Linked DNA regions of Homo sapiens: all the other regions are linked to region 2. A link is a contact called in ENCODE Hi-C or POLR2A ChIA-PET data. All regions are on one chromosome and are shown on one strand. The core of a region is the stretch at or near the end of the contact, and the rest is flanking DNA. Distances in the headings are between cores, read along the strand shown.

What was found. A loop is a pair of places that touch in the nucleus more often than their neighbours do. ChIA-PET counts read pairs that join two places held with the same protein, here RNA polymerase II (POLR2A). Pooled maps may share reads with other maps.
Region 1: a pooled map shows a loop between it and region 2 (2.3-fold over the local background). The contact joins two enhancer-like sites. A Hi-C loop is called at or near these places in 2 of 37 single-sample maps with no recorded cell type and 3 of 50 pooled maps. POLR2A ChIA-PET finds 5 or more read pairs at or near these places in 6 of 52 experiments (HEK293, OCI-LY7, Panc1 and 2 more).
Region 3: a map with no recorded cell type shows a loop between it and region 2 (2.8-fold over the local background). The contact joins two enhancer-like sites. A Hi-C loop is called at or near these places in 8 of 37 single-sample maps with no recorded cell type and 3 of 50 pooled maps. POLR2A ChIA-PET finds 5 or more read pairs at or near these places in 10 of 52 experiments (A673, CD8-positive, alpha-beta memory T cell, GM12878 and 6 more).
Region 4: a loop to region 2 is called in a map of B cell, with 2.1 times the contacts of the local background. The contact joins two enhancer-like sites. A Hi-C loop is called at or near these places in 1 of 168 maps with a recorded cell type or tissue (B cell), 6 of 37 single-sample maps with no recorded cell type and 5 of 50 pooled maps. POLR2A ChIA-PET finds 5 or more read pairs at or near these places in 9 of 52 experiments (CD4-positive, alpha-beta T cell, GM12878, HEK293T and 5 more).

Annotation. Positions count from the first base shown.
Region 1 is chr6:156,987,086-156,989,978 of GRCh38, reverse strand. The region is part of intron 4 of ARID1B (AT-rich interaction domain 1B); the gene reads right to left. Among named protein-coding and RNA genes, the nearest start is that of MIR4466, 210 kb to the right of the region's middle. Within about 2 kb of position 1,603, at least 5 of the 41 ENCODE cell types and tissues checked have a DNase peak (open chromatin) inside an H3K27ac peak, as active enhancers do.
Region 2 is chr6:156,917,161-156,920,451 of GRCh38, reverse strand. The region is part of intron 3 of ARID1B (AT-rich interaction domain 1B); the gene reads right to left. Among named protein-coding and RNA genes, the nearest start is that of MIR4466, 140 kb to the right of the region's middle. RefSeq lists an enhancer at 2,938-2,997. Within about 2 kb of position 1,674, at least 3 of the 41 ENCODE cell types and tissues checked have a DNase peak (open chromatin) inside an H3K27ac peak, as active enhancers do; they include B cell, where a contact is called at or near this core.
Region 3 is chr6:156,850,841-156,853,983 of GRCh38, reverse strand. The region is part of intron 2 of ARID1B (AT-rich interaction domain 1B); the gene reads right to left. Among named protein-coding and RNA genes, the nearest start is that of MIR4466, 73 kb to the right of the region's middle. RefSeq lists enhancers at 208-903, 904-1,601. Within about 2 kb of position 1,648, at least 3 of the 41 ENCODE cell types and tissues checked have a DNase peak (open chromatin) inside an H3K27ac peak, as active enhancers do.
Region 4 is chr6:156,789,951-156,793,188 of GRCh38, reverse strand. The region is part of intron 1 of ARID1B (AT-rich interaction domain 1B); the gene reads right to left. Among named protein-coding and RNA genes, the nearest start is that of MIR4466, 12 kb to the right of the region's middle. Within about 2 kb of position 1,793, at least 3 of the 41 ENCODE cell types and tissues checked have a DNase peak (open chromatin) inside an H3K27ac peak, as active enhancers do; they include B cell, where a contact is called at or near this core.

The sequences.
Region 1 (2,893 bases), core at 354-2,853, 70 kb before region 2:
GGTTGAAAATCAAATTAATTGGCAAGAATTATATCAAAGGTATCAACCATAAGCTTAGATGCCTCTGATTAAATATGAGATCACTATTTCCTATCATTCTCCCACATGGCAGCAATACAGAAGACTCCCATCACCCGGGAGGTAACATACATCTACCACTGCTACTGCCACTCCCACCATCACCTCAACTATCCCCGCCATCAGCACTCTTGACAAGGCATTTATTGGATGTACACTTAATAAATCAGCAAACATTGCTAATTTCAATACTGAAGTCAAGGGGAATCTCACTGACTCCTCAGACTAGCCTGTGGGGTAGATTATCATCTCCATTTTACAGATGGGGAAAGTGAGGCTTAGAGATGTTAAGTAATTTGGCCACAGTCACACAACTATGGGGCGGCCCAATTGGGATTAAAGGCCAAATATGTATCACCCCCAGGGTCCTTACTTAATGACTATCTACCTTTGAGTAAAACTTTAGAATTTCAATTTATACACTGGCTTTGTATAGTACAGCTATGACGAATTCCCAAAACTTTTTGAAGATTAACATGTATTATCTTGTGACTGTTAAATGCATCATTATCTTCTCTTTTGCTTGGAATCTTCATAACCGCAAAAAGATATAATCCTACTTCACCTTGACCACCAGGACATAAGACGATCCTTTGTAGCAAAAATGCCAACAGCCAAAGTTGTGAAATTTTGTCCCAGCAGTGTTTCATGGAAGACGTGGGAGTAGAGACATAGTGTGGCTGACCTGACTTAGAGGGGTTTCGCAAAGCAACCAGGGAGTGAAATAATCAGGAGTAATACGAATAAAATATGATAAACATGGCCAAGAAGTTAAATCCAAAAGGGAGCTCAAAGAATGGGAGTAGGAGATCACAACACTCTCAGCTCTCTGTGTTGTAAGAGCAGGATGGCAGAACACAAGAAAAGTCAATAGAGTATGGTAGATCCCTGTGACAACATGGCCTTAATGTGGCCATGGGTCCAAGCTACAGGAGCAGAATACACAGAGGCAAAAAATGAGAAATTATTTTTATGGCACATTTCTCTGATTGTAAGAACGCACATATGCAACTGTCATGAATACTGGCTGCCATTCCCTAATCCAGGTTACAGGTAAGGAACTGGTCAGTTGAGATAACAAAAGCTCCAGGTGCATAGGAAGAAGGCAGTAAAACGCACCAATGTCCCTCCCTATCAGATGGCTCAACATGCTGAAGTGTGTCGGAAGTGATTGAAGCGCACTTCCCCACTCTCCTGAAACACAGGCAAACCAGCTGTGTTGGATGCTGCAGTGGGCAAGTTCCTAAGCTTGCACATGCATTCAGACAAACAGGAAATGAGATGTCCAGAGCTGGCAGGTAAGAAAGCTCCTCTGGCAGTCCTTAACTCCTTGCTAGTAAGACTTTTCACTTCCTAGTAGAAGCAAGAGGATGTGCTGCCCCCATTTAAACTATGGAAGGAGTGGCCAGGAGAAGCCAGAGAAGGACTCCATGGATGCACTAGCCGTTCCTCCCCTCCCCCTCACCATGGTTTGCAGCGAATCCCCTGAGATAAGCACAAAAAACAGTGGCAGGCTGCAGGCACCACACATGCATGAATGAAGACAGTACAAAATGTGAGTCACCTCACTTAAAACAGAAGTGTTCCTTTGAAACACCACACAAATTGGGCATATGTAAATTAAGTCACTGGCCCAAAAGTTTACATTATTTAGCATATTACTGGTCTGTTTTTTATCCTATCCCCTTAAACTCCCTTCTCACCCTTCAAGCTCCCGGTTTGTAACTACTAAGTGCGTCTCCAGCTAAATCCTTGAACAATAATCCCTCTACCTTCACCCTAAAACTAGTTGTGACAAATCTGAATTCCAATAGATCAGATTTTTTTAGAGTGTTTTGCCTATATGTACCAACAGTAAGCATCTAGAATGAAAGAAAGACTAAGATATTGACCATTTCCACGATATTCCATTATCCCCAACATCACCATCATGCACACACTTATTATCTGCTATAGATTAATTACTTGCATTGTATTTCATATGTATATTCAAAAACATATTACAGAAAGTACAGAAAGGTACTATTCAACTCAAAGGAATAAAGTCTCAACAGGCCACGATTCTAGATTCGAGCAAGATACTCTGAAGGGTAAATAACATAAACAAGGGCTAATGGGGCCTGTCAATGACTAAAGCTTATGTATTACTATAACTATCAAGTATGAGAATATATTAAGTTTGCAAAACAAAACAAAAGATTCCACAAGCTAAGGAAATTCAAGTGATGTCAAATGAAAAAAGCAGAAAATACAGGCACAAAACTAGCACTGGGCCGGGCGTGGTGGCTCACGCCTGTAATCCCAGCACTTTGGGAGGCCGAGGCGGGCGGATCACAAGGTCAGGAGATCGAAACCATCCTGGCTAACACGGTGAAACCCCATCTCTACTGAAAATATAAAAAATTAGCCGGGTGCAGTAGCGGGCGCCTGTAGTCTCAGCTACTTGGGAGGCTGAGCCAGGAGAATGGCGCGAACCCGGGAGGCAGAGCTTGCAGTGAGCGGACATCGTGCCACTGCACTCCAGCCTGGGAGACAGAGCAACACTCCGTCTCAAAAAAAAAAAAAACTAGCACTGGTATCTAGAAAACTGACTAGAAAAAGGAAACAGAAATATTAGCTGTAATTATCTCTCTAGAATGGAAGAAAAACAGGTGACCCCATCTTATATTTTGCTTTTAGTTTTTTAATTTTTTGAGACAGGGTCTCTCTCTCTCTCTCTCTCTCTCTCTCTCTCTCTCTCTGTCACCGAGGCTACAGTGAAGTGGCAGTATCACAGCTCACTGCAGCCTGGACCTCCCGGGCTAGAGCCATCCTC
Region 2 (3,291 bases), core at 425-2,924:
ACATATTGAAATGAGCATGTTAAAGACAAATGAAAGCAGCTGAGAGTAGCAAAAAAACAATCCAGGAAAAAAATAATTCCCCAATTTCCCTTGTGTCAGAATATAAATATCAAGGAAAGAGAATTAGTGAATATATAATGAGCCTCGATGATACTTTTAACTGCACACTGCATTCTCTTCCCAACTTCATCCCTCAATACCAATGGGGGCAGGAGCAGGGTATCAGAGAGGAAGACAGATGGGCTGTCAGGCCCAGGGAGCTGAAGGGGAGGGAGGTGAAGGGGTGCAATGAGGAGGCTTGCTCGGAGAGCGCCAGTTCTACCCAACTTTCTGGTTTAGAAGAGCAGGCTTCTTCTTCCACTGGCTGCTGAGTCTGGGGAACTAGGACTAAAAACTAGAGAACAAGGCAATGTCCACTCATGCGTGAAGACATCTGGTTCAATTCCATAAATCCTCCTCTGGCGGGAGAGAGGGATCACCCACCTACAGTTAGTTATAGCAGTGTTAGGATCAGAGAAGGAGGTGAAGCTTAATTGCTCTTTAGACTAAACCCTCCTCTTAAGGTGTTTGAAGTTTTTCTTTAGCCTTTGATGAAATATATCATTCATTCATTCATTTAAAGAGCCAAGGTCTCACTCTGTGACCCAGGCTGGAGTGCAGTGGTGCGATCAGAGCTCACTGCAGCCTTGAACTCCTGGGCTCAGGGATCCTCCTGCCTCAGCCTCCTGAGCAGCTGGAGCTACAGATGTCCGCTAACACGCCCAACTAAGAAATACATCTTCAACAATCTAAGGTTTTCCTCTCCTGCCTCCATGGTAGACAGTCATGCCCAGCTGATGTGATCTCCTCCACATTTCAGTTAAACTGGGCTAAGCAGCTGCCCAACAGTGTCTGAGATGCTTCAAACCAGGACACAGCTGGCCACACACTCCAGGCCTGCCTGGCTTCCTGGCTACTCTTCTCAGGAGGAGCCTTCCATCCCCTTTCTAAAATTAGTATTGAAAATATTATTACTATATAATTCCTCACTTCCTGGTTTTAATTCTGGTACTAGAAAGAAAAAAAAAACTTAAAATATATGTTAAATATGAAAATGAATACATAGCATTATCAAATTATGATCCAATGCAATTAAATTCCCAATTATACTTCAAAACATATTAAAAAAACACTGAAAGTTTTCCATTAAAAGCCAAAAATGCTTCGATACTAGAAGTGATGTGTATAAAATCTGAGGATTTTTCTCTTGCTTTCTTCTGCTACTATTAAGGAAAAGCAAAGGCCCAGGCAGACATAGTTGCAACTAACTACAGATTCACCCTGATTTCTACAGCAATTAAGAAAACCAAATTCATACCAAAAGACATTCTAACATTCTCAAAATGTTATTTTTCTTCATTCTTCAATGGGTCTTTTTTTCTACTTTTTTTATTTTAAGAAGCTTTCAGGAATAACGCCACCAAAACACACAATAAACTGAAACTGTTAACGCAGCAAATTACACCTATATTCAAAACGAGTGCTGAGCTTTTACTATACTAGTTTTTCCCCCAAGGGAGAAAAAGGGAACAGAGAGAGGAAGGTCACTAGTCCTCATTCCCATCCTCCTGGCATCAGTCATCCTGCCAGAGCGAGCGCAGGCAGGCTGGTGGCTCCTGCAGCCTATCTAACCCCACCTCTGTGCTCCCAAAACCGGCCCCAACACAAGGTTAGAAGCCCCAAGTCAACAATCAGAGTCTAGGAATAGGCCTTGCTCAGCCACTAAGTGACCCAGAAGTTGTCTCCTCGGATGCTTACAAGCTCTTCAAACTTAAAAGGAAATCTCCCTCAGCAATGGTTCAAAGCCTGAGACAACTGTAGCAAGAAGAAAGAAAAAGATTCAAAATTCAAACATAACCCAAGTCTTCACTAATAATATCCTTTAAAACAAAGAATAACATTAACTATATTCTGGTTTTTACTGAGTTAATAGACTGTGTTAATATCCAAAAACTAAGCAATTAATGGCAACAAACTATATATGTCCTTGTTTTTTTGCTCTTATAATAAAATCTTAAAATAAGTGAAATGAACACTTCAGTGGCTTTCCACAGGCCTTGTAAGGTTAATTTTCCCCCAAAATCTGCAGGATTGGCTTATAAATTAAATTTTGGTCTTATTTCTATATAAGAAACAGATTTGCATAATATAAATAACAACAATATAAGGAACTGTTTACCCCACAATGGATCACAGCCTCTGTCCCTAATGTGACTTCTGTGTTCCTTCAATGACTTGAGTGGCATGCTGTTACAAGCTTTAAATCAAAAATATATTTCACTATGTTTTTAGCTTTAAAAAAAGTATTTTTTCTAAGTTAAGCTCCTTTGAAAGATTTTGCTTACTATGTGGATTATGATGGATATTTTATGTTAAAAAATTGAAACCTATTTTACCCCCATGTTCCAGTACTATTTTGTTCTTTTCCAAATGATTGCCCATGTGCCAAGTACTTCCAGTTCACGGCATCTCTTTTAAAAATTGCTGACCAAAAAGATGTCTGAAGAAAGATATTTTAGAAAATATCATTTAAACACCCATCTACCTACTCTCATAAAAGTAGACTCAGATTTCCACTTGGTCCAACTACCAAGTGATCTACTGCTAGAAGTTAACTGCTAAACTAGTACTATTTTCTGTTTTAAATGATATTGAACAATAAATAACCTCATTTCATTTTTAATCACTGAGGCAAAGGCAATATAAATCACCAGTTCCCACCATAATTAATATGCTCCATCTAAATGACCTTGACTGTTAACTGACCTCATTGTCTACTTCAGTATCTCTCAGGAATGGGCATCCCCTCTATTTTCACTAACAAGGAACTGGCCCTATCCCAGGATCACTTCTTCTCTCACCAGCAAAGTCTTCCTCATTCTTCCAGACTTCCTCTGAGACACTTTTATCAACATCTTCTCCTAAGCCTCACAACACTAGAATCACAGCTTGAAACACACCCCTCCCACGGCACCGTCAACCCTCCTGTTCAACTAGGGGCTCCTTTAGGTCAGCAACAACGTCTGACTCAACACTAGATTCCCACATGCAAAACAGTCCCAAGCCCAAAGGGGCTCATAAAATGGTTTATGTTTTGCTTGTCCAACAGACCCTGAGGTAAATAAGTACACTTTCATAATACCCATTATTTCTCTTAAGAATCCGAAACAACTATATCAACTTGAAGAGAAACTATACGTATAAAAGCCAAGTTTGAAATTATGTTGCTGCTTTACACTAAGGTTTTTTAAA
Region 3 (3,143 bases), core at 399-2,898, 66 kb after region 2:
AAAGTGGGGGATCACTGGAGCCCAGGAGTTCGAGACCAGACTGGGCAACATAGTGAGACCCCATCTCCACAAAAAATGAAATTAGCCAGCATGGTGGTACATGCCTGTGGTCCCAGCTCCTCAGGAGGCTGAGGTGGGAGGATCACTTGAACACAGGAGTCCTAGGCTGCAGTGAGCCGTGGTCGTGCCACTGTACTCCAGTCCGGGCAACAGAACAAGGCCTTATCTTAAAACAAAACTAAAAACAAAACGTATGGAGGCAGGTAATACTATGAGACCCATCTGACAGATGCAGAAGCCATCTCTTCGAGGTTAGGGCTGAGCCTCAGAGCTCAAAGACAAATAGGAAAGAGTACTGTGCCATAAAGGTGAGACCACAGAGAACAAGAGAAGCTGTGCTGGCAGATGGAGGAATCAGAGTCAGACATTTCTACACCTTGCCCCCTCTTCCACCACAAAAAGCACACGTGGGAGGAGAAAAAAGCACCTGTCCTGCAGCCTCCAGCTACTGCTCCTACAGGGTGACCCAGGTTAAGCCACTGCCTCCCTGGAAAGGAAGCTTGGGCCTCAAACTGACCACCCTAGAGGACTGGGTCTACCATTAGGATCCATTTTCATGCCCGCGGTGGGAAAATACTCATCCTCAGGACAACTCTAGGGCTCTGAATAAAAACACACAATAAGATTGTTTTAAAGAATATATCCAAATATTTCAAATTCATTTTTACATAGACTTTCATCTAGTCTCACAACACATTTCAATACAGGCATACTTAAGTACTATAATCCCAATGTGTTAAGTAAGATTTAAAGCACAGAGTTAAACCTAGAATTCTTAAGTCCTAATTCCTAATCCAGTCCTTAAGCACTGTAAGATTTTAAAGTACCACCCTATACCATGGTCTTAGTAATTCCACCAGTCAAACCGATCACTGTATGTGCAAATGATGCATGTAGCACATTCCTTAAGGAAGCACAAAGCTTCCAGCCATTATCCCTATCAGCATTATAACAGGCTACTCCACTTCACAGCAAGCTCACCAAGACATGAGGGAAGCTTTGGGTTTTCAAACCTGTTTGTTTAGTAAACCTTTTGCTCTCCCAATTAAGTGAAGGAGGAAGAAATATTAAGTTATAAAACAAAACTAAACATGAAACGAGAGGCTCCTACTTTCAGAGTAAGTAAGATAGCTGTAGCTGGGGTCGCTAATATCTGAAAGGTCTAAAATAGCATAGAGTTCACAGGCACGGGAAAATATAATACAAGTCATTAGCTATTAATAGAGCCAGAGAGCCCACTGTTGTAATTAAATCATAGTTTAATCCTCTGTATAATCCTCTGAGTTAGTCTTGACATGCTTCCTTGTGGTTAGTTTTGGAAAAACATCTGCTAATGGTAAAATTGGGGGCTCAGAGGGGGAAAAATTACATCCTTCTGGTTGGAATAGTCATATGAGTAAGTCAATGAAAACACTGAATTAATGAAGGTCCAAATCACTGGCTCTTAATTTTTTTTTTTTTTTAAGAGACAGGGAAACAGAGTCTTCTTGCTCTGTTGCCCAGGCTGGAGTGCAGTTGCCTCATCACAGCTCACTGTAACCTCAAACTCCTGAGCTCAAAGGGTCCTCCCACTTCAACCGCTCAAGCTTGAGACTACAGGTGCACATCACCACGCCCTGCTAATTTTAAAAATTTTTTCTGTACAGGGAGGTTTCGTTATGCTGCCCAGGCTGGTCTCAAACTTCTGGCCTCAGGCAATCCTCCCACCTCGGCCTCCCAGTGTGCTAGGATTACAGGTGTGAGCCACTGCGCCCGGCCTCAAATTTTTTTTTTTAAGTCAAAAGAGACTTAAACACAGAAACAAACTAAATTTGTGAAGGCTATTACAATTGAACAAAATATTCTGATTCGAAGTCCCTATATGCTCTTGCGAGAGGTAAAGAATAGAAATATAACTTTACCCAGTTAGGAAGGAAATATGTAAGTAACAAGTATTTGTACTGAAAGCATCCCTTTTCTAGACCAGCCTTGCGCTGAGATAACAATATCTCCATAATACCTTTAAAGAATGAGAGGCTGATTCAAGCCACAGTCCACAGGGATCAATTTACTGCCAGTCAATTTGCTAAAGACCATTTAGCTAGCTATATTCAAGCCTAGAATCTTTTAAAAAGCCAAATCAGCTCTGAGTATGTGCTGGGCTTTTTCATTATGTTAGTCTTCTACGTGAAGCACTCGACCAATAAATATTCAAATAAATTAACTGTGCCAGTAAAAAGTTTACTGTACTTAGTCATTTGAATGCAGAAATAGTAATTTTAACAATCTGTGCACAATTCCATGTTACGTTGGGCAGGCCCAGTTCAAACCCACTCCTGACACCCTACAGCTATAAATTATTTCTGGAGCTTGAAAGTGAAAGACAGGCCAGGTCTGAAATAGCACAACAGTTGGACAGTTCCAGCTTCAAGAAGACAAACCCTGTAATAACCTAGATCCAGAGGCTTCAGAAGGAGTCTAACTCACTGTCCAAAAGTGGGGGGAAATCCCTTCCAGAAAACATTCTTCTTTTTAAAAACGTACTCTTCATTGTTATTTCCTAAATATACAATTAAACATTGGAGTGTCAAAAGCAAAGCAGAAAATAGAGAATGCTAAATAAATAACCCGGAACAAGTTGAACCCTTCACGACTGAATGGTCTTGGAGAACAAATAGGGTATCTTCCTCCTCGAAGTCTTAAGATCTGGGTCCCCTTTCTAGAAGCAGCCCCTAGTGCTTGCAGGGGGGCTCTGGCACACACAGAGAGAGGCCAAGGTAACTGAGTCTTTCCCTAGTTAAGTCTCCTCCTTGGGGACATTTTCTTCATGTAAATTAGCAGTGTTCAAAGAGCCAGACCTGGCTCATTCCCCCACGGTAATAAATAATATAACCACACAGAACATTCAAAAACACTGCCCAATGCTGTTAATAAATACGGGACAAATACGCAAGGTTCAAAGATTAATGAAGCACCTCGTTCCCTTCATACAACCACTTGTTATCTGTGAGTGGAAAGATGATGGGGGAATTTTTGTGACTTTCATATTCCTTTACATTATCTGGACACTTTACAGTAAATACTTATCATTTCTCCTGTCAAGG
Region 4 (3,238 bases), core at 544-3,043, 130 kb after region 2:
TCACAGAATTCCCTTTTGCCTTCTCAGGTGCCAGCCATGCCTCATGCCCCCACCCCGGTATTAATCTGATATTAGGGCTGTGCTGGCTGCTGCATCTTCCCAGGTAGGCATAAAGATGCTGTCATCACTGGATTAGCGCTCCTTATGCCTGCCATGCGAACTGCAGTCCACGAAAGCCCCCACATTCTACAAGACTGTGATAAGATACTTCCCCCAATTTTTTTTTCATTGTCCTCATTTAAAAAGAAACAAGTCATCCTCGGATAAAAGGATAATTCTGCTTCCCCCATAGTCTATCGTATCCATTAAGCACATTCCCTACACAGACATCCTAAGGACTAAACCTATTTTACACCCACGGAAAGAGCCAGGTATCTATGACAGCTCCCACAGCGCCTGTAACGGATGCTCTGACCCACGATATTTCATAAACCCTAATGTACACAGGAAAAGCTCAGCTTTGAAAGCTATACAAAAGCACTCATAAATTTCAGACTGCCCTAAGCACCCCTCCTTTTGCTAAGACACTAGCTGGAGTACCACTTCAGACCCATTATTCTTATAACGACAACCTTCCTTATGCATCTCGTCCTATCAGCCTACTCAAGCACCATGACTATTATTTATACTGAATTTTACACTAACTGCAAGTATGTTTATTAACAAGGCAAAGATAAATGTTCTTTAAAACTAGCTTTGTCTAATAAAAATCCAAAAATGTGCTATTAATTACTTTTATTCATCATTACACTATGATGAGTCTCACTATGTTGCCCAGGCTGGTCTTGGACTCCTGGCCTCAAGCACTTCTCCTACCTCAGCTTCCCAAAGAGCTAGGATTACAGGTGTTGAACCACTGGGTCCGGCCTTGCATGGTTTTTTAAAAAGGGGGGGCTGCATAGGACTGATACTTGGGGAAACATGAAATCAGCTTGTCATTCTAGTCAGGAGTGATTGGCAAAACTCTTATGGATATGCTGCTTCTCATTCTTGCCTCTCAAATAAAGAAATGTAGGTTTAGAGAAAGACTTAGAAGAGCCATAAATAACAGTGCTATAATAAAAATACTCAGCTATTACAAAGCTAATAACTCTCATATGAGTAAAGTTCTAAGTATCAATTCATTTCAAAATTCCAGATACAGGTCATACATTCATCTCTCCTTTTTTTTAAAGATTTCTGCTTTTGAAAGACTCATCTAAATTGTCCACTATGTCAAAAGTATTTAATTCCTAGCATTAGGAAATAAACAAAAATTCAAAGATTTCAAAAATATAGTTTGGAAAGGAAGAGAAAGAGGAGAGTCAAAACGAATTAGCAATGCCCATAATAACAATGTCCTTTTTTAAAAGGACACGGTTCCAGAATTCCTACATTTATCTCTCTATCTCCATCTGTCAGTTGCTCTTCGGATCCTGCACATCAGCACATTGTGAACAGACGGTGGGTATTTTCACCCTGGACCAGGTAGAAAGCTTGCCTGCCTGTACACGCTGACTGCCTCCCTGTGTTATCTGTCCGTGTTCCGTTTGAATCCAATTTCCTTGCATTACCTCTGCCCAGGTCAGGGATGAATGGCCGTCAAATTCCCAGTGGAATAAAAAGAAAAACCCTTTTCTTCCTGAGGCAGCAAGTTTCAATTCACAGAGCACATGGCTAATCTACATATGTGAAGGTCACGGCACTTCAGTCAAAGAGGTTAAGAATGGAACAGCTCACGTAAGGGGTTGTCTTAAACATCTTGGCATGATGCCCAACAAGTGAGACTGTTGAAAAGCAATAGATAGCTCTGGCAGCAGCAAGGGGAAAAATATTTTGATCATGTGATGCCATACACATTACCTCGTTTATTTCATGTGTGAAAGTTTGAGAGTCCCTGAAAAATACCACATATGCAAATCAAATCCAGATTTCAGCTTTACCAGTTTAGCCATGCTAGTACACCTTCCTCTTCATAAAATACATTTATATGGAATTTGTGGATGCACCAAGAATAAAACTTCAACATATTGACAGCCAGCTGGCTCAAATATCTTAACAGCTGATTACAACTTCTTTGCATTAGTTTTTCCATGAAGCATGAAACTACTTAGACTGGGAAAGGGTATTTAGACTAAAAAAGCATATTCTTTTAAGTTATCCAAATATAACTGTCTTAAATAAAATTCATCTTCTCCATCTTTCTCTATTCTTCTCTTTCTCACTAATAATATAGCAATATGGAAAATTACAGAAACTTAATGCATAATAAAAGATAAAACACAAAACTGCTTACCTTTCAATTTCCCTCTTCAGTAATTAATTGTAGAATAAAACACTGGTGCTTCTAAGTGCTTGTGTCTCCGACCAATATCAGAGTGGAGGAGGAAGGACAGAGTCTTGCCATATACAATAGACATGGGTGAAAGAGGAAAAGTCAGGATTGCAGAGGGCATGTCTCTGCCTCCTGTATGCATGGCGCCTTCCTGAAATGCGTTCTGCATCAGCCAATTCAGGTTAAAGGCAGTTGGCACTAAGATGGGGGGAAAGGGATGATTTCCACACCCAGCAAAGTCATAAAAAGTATGACTGTAATTTTTAAAATTTTCCAACAGTCAACAATAATAAATACTTGTTTAATACATGAAGAAAATAAAGTAGAAGCAAAAGATCCATTTTACCAATTTGGAAATTGTCTGCCAGACACCCATTTCCTTCAACTCAAAATTCAGATTGCTTATGAGGCCAGAGTTATTGTCTGTATTTCTAATTAAATGGAATACTAAGTAAAATTTAAACACCCCACAAACTATCTTAATTAATTTAATCACCACTGTTTACTCAGTAATCTAAGGACATCACTCTATGCTCAACAATTAATACAATGTTTAACAATTTACAAATATTTTCTGGATATCTACTTCTGTGGTACAGTGCCCCTACACCAACGTCACTAAATGTTTACTGATGGTAGGAAAATTAAATTCTTCAATTATAAATCTTCTGAATTTATTTCCTCACCAGTTAAAAATATGACTGCTTAAAAAACAGGCAAACTACAGTAAACATTTTAGAATTGCTCAATAACTTACTTTTCCTAACACTGGACAAGGTAAAAACATATCAGGAAATTTGAAAACTGCCATGGTATGGATTAGAACTAAGCTTCAAATATAAACCTATTTGCTCTGAAAGACCGATAGGCTGCTAAGTAACTTGTTAAATTAACTAATAGAGAATTGCCTCTAACTCATTTTAA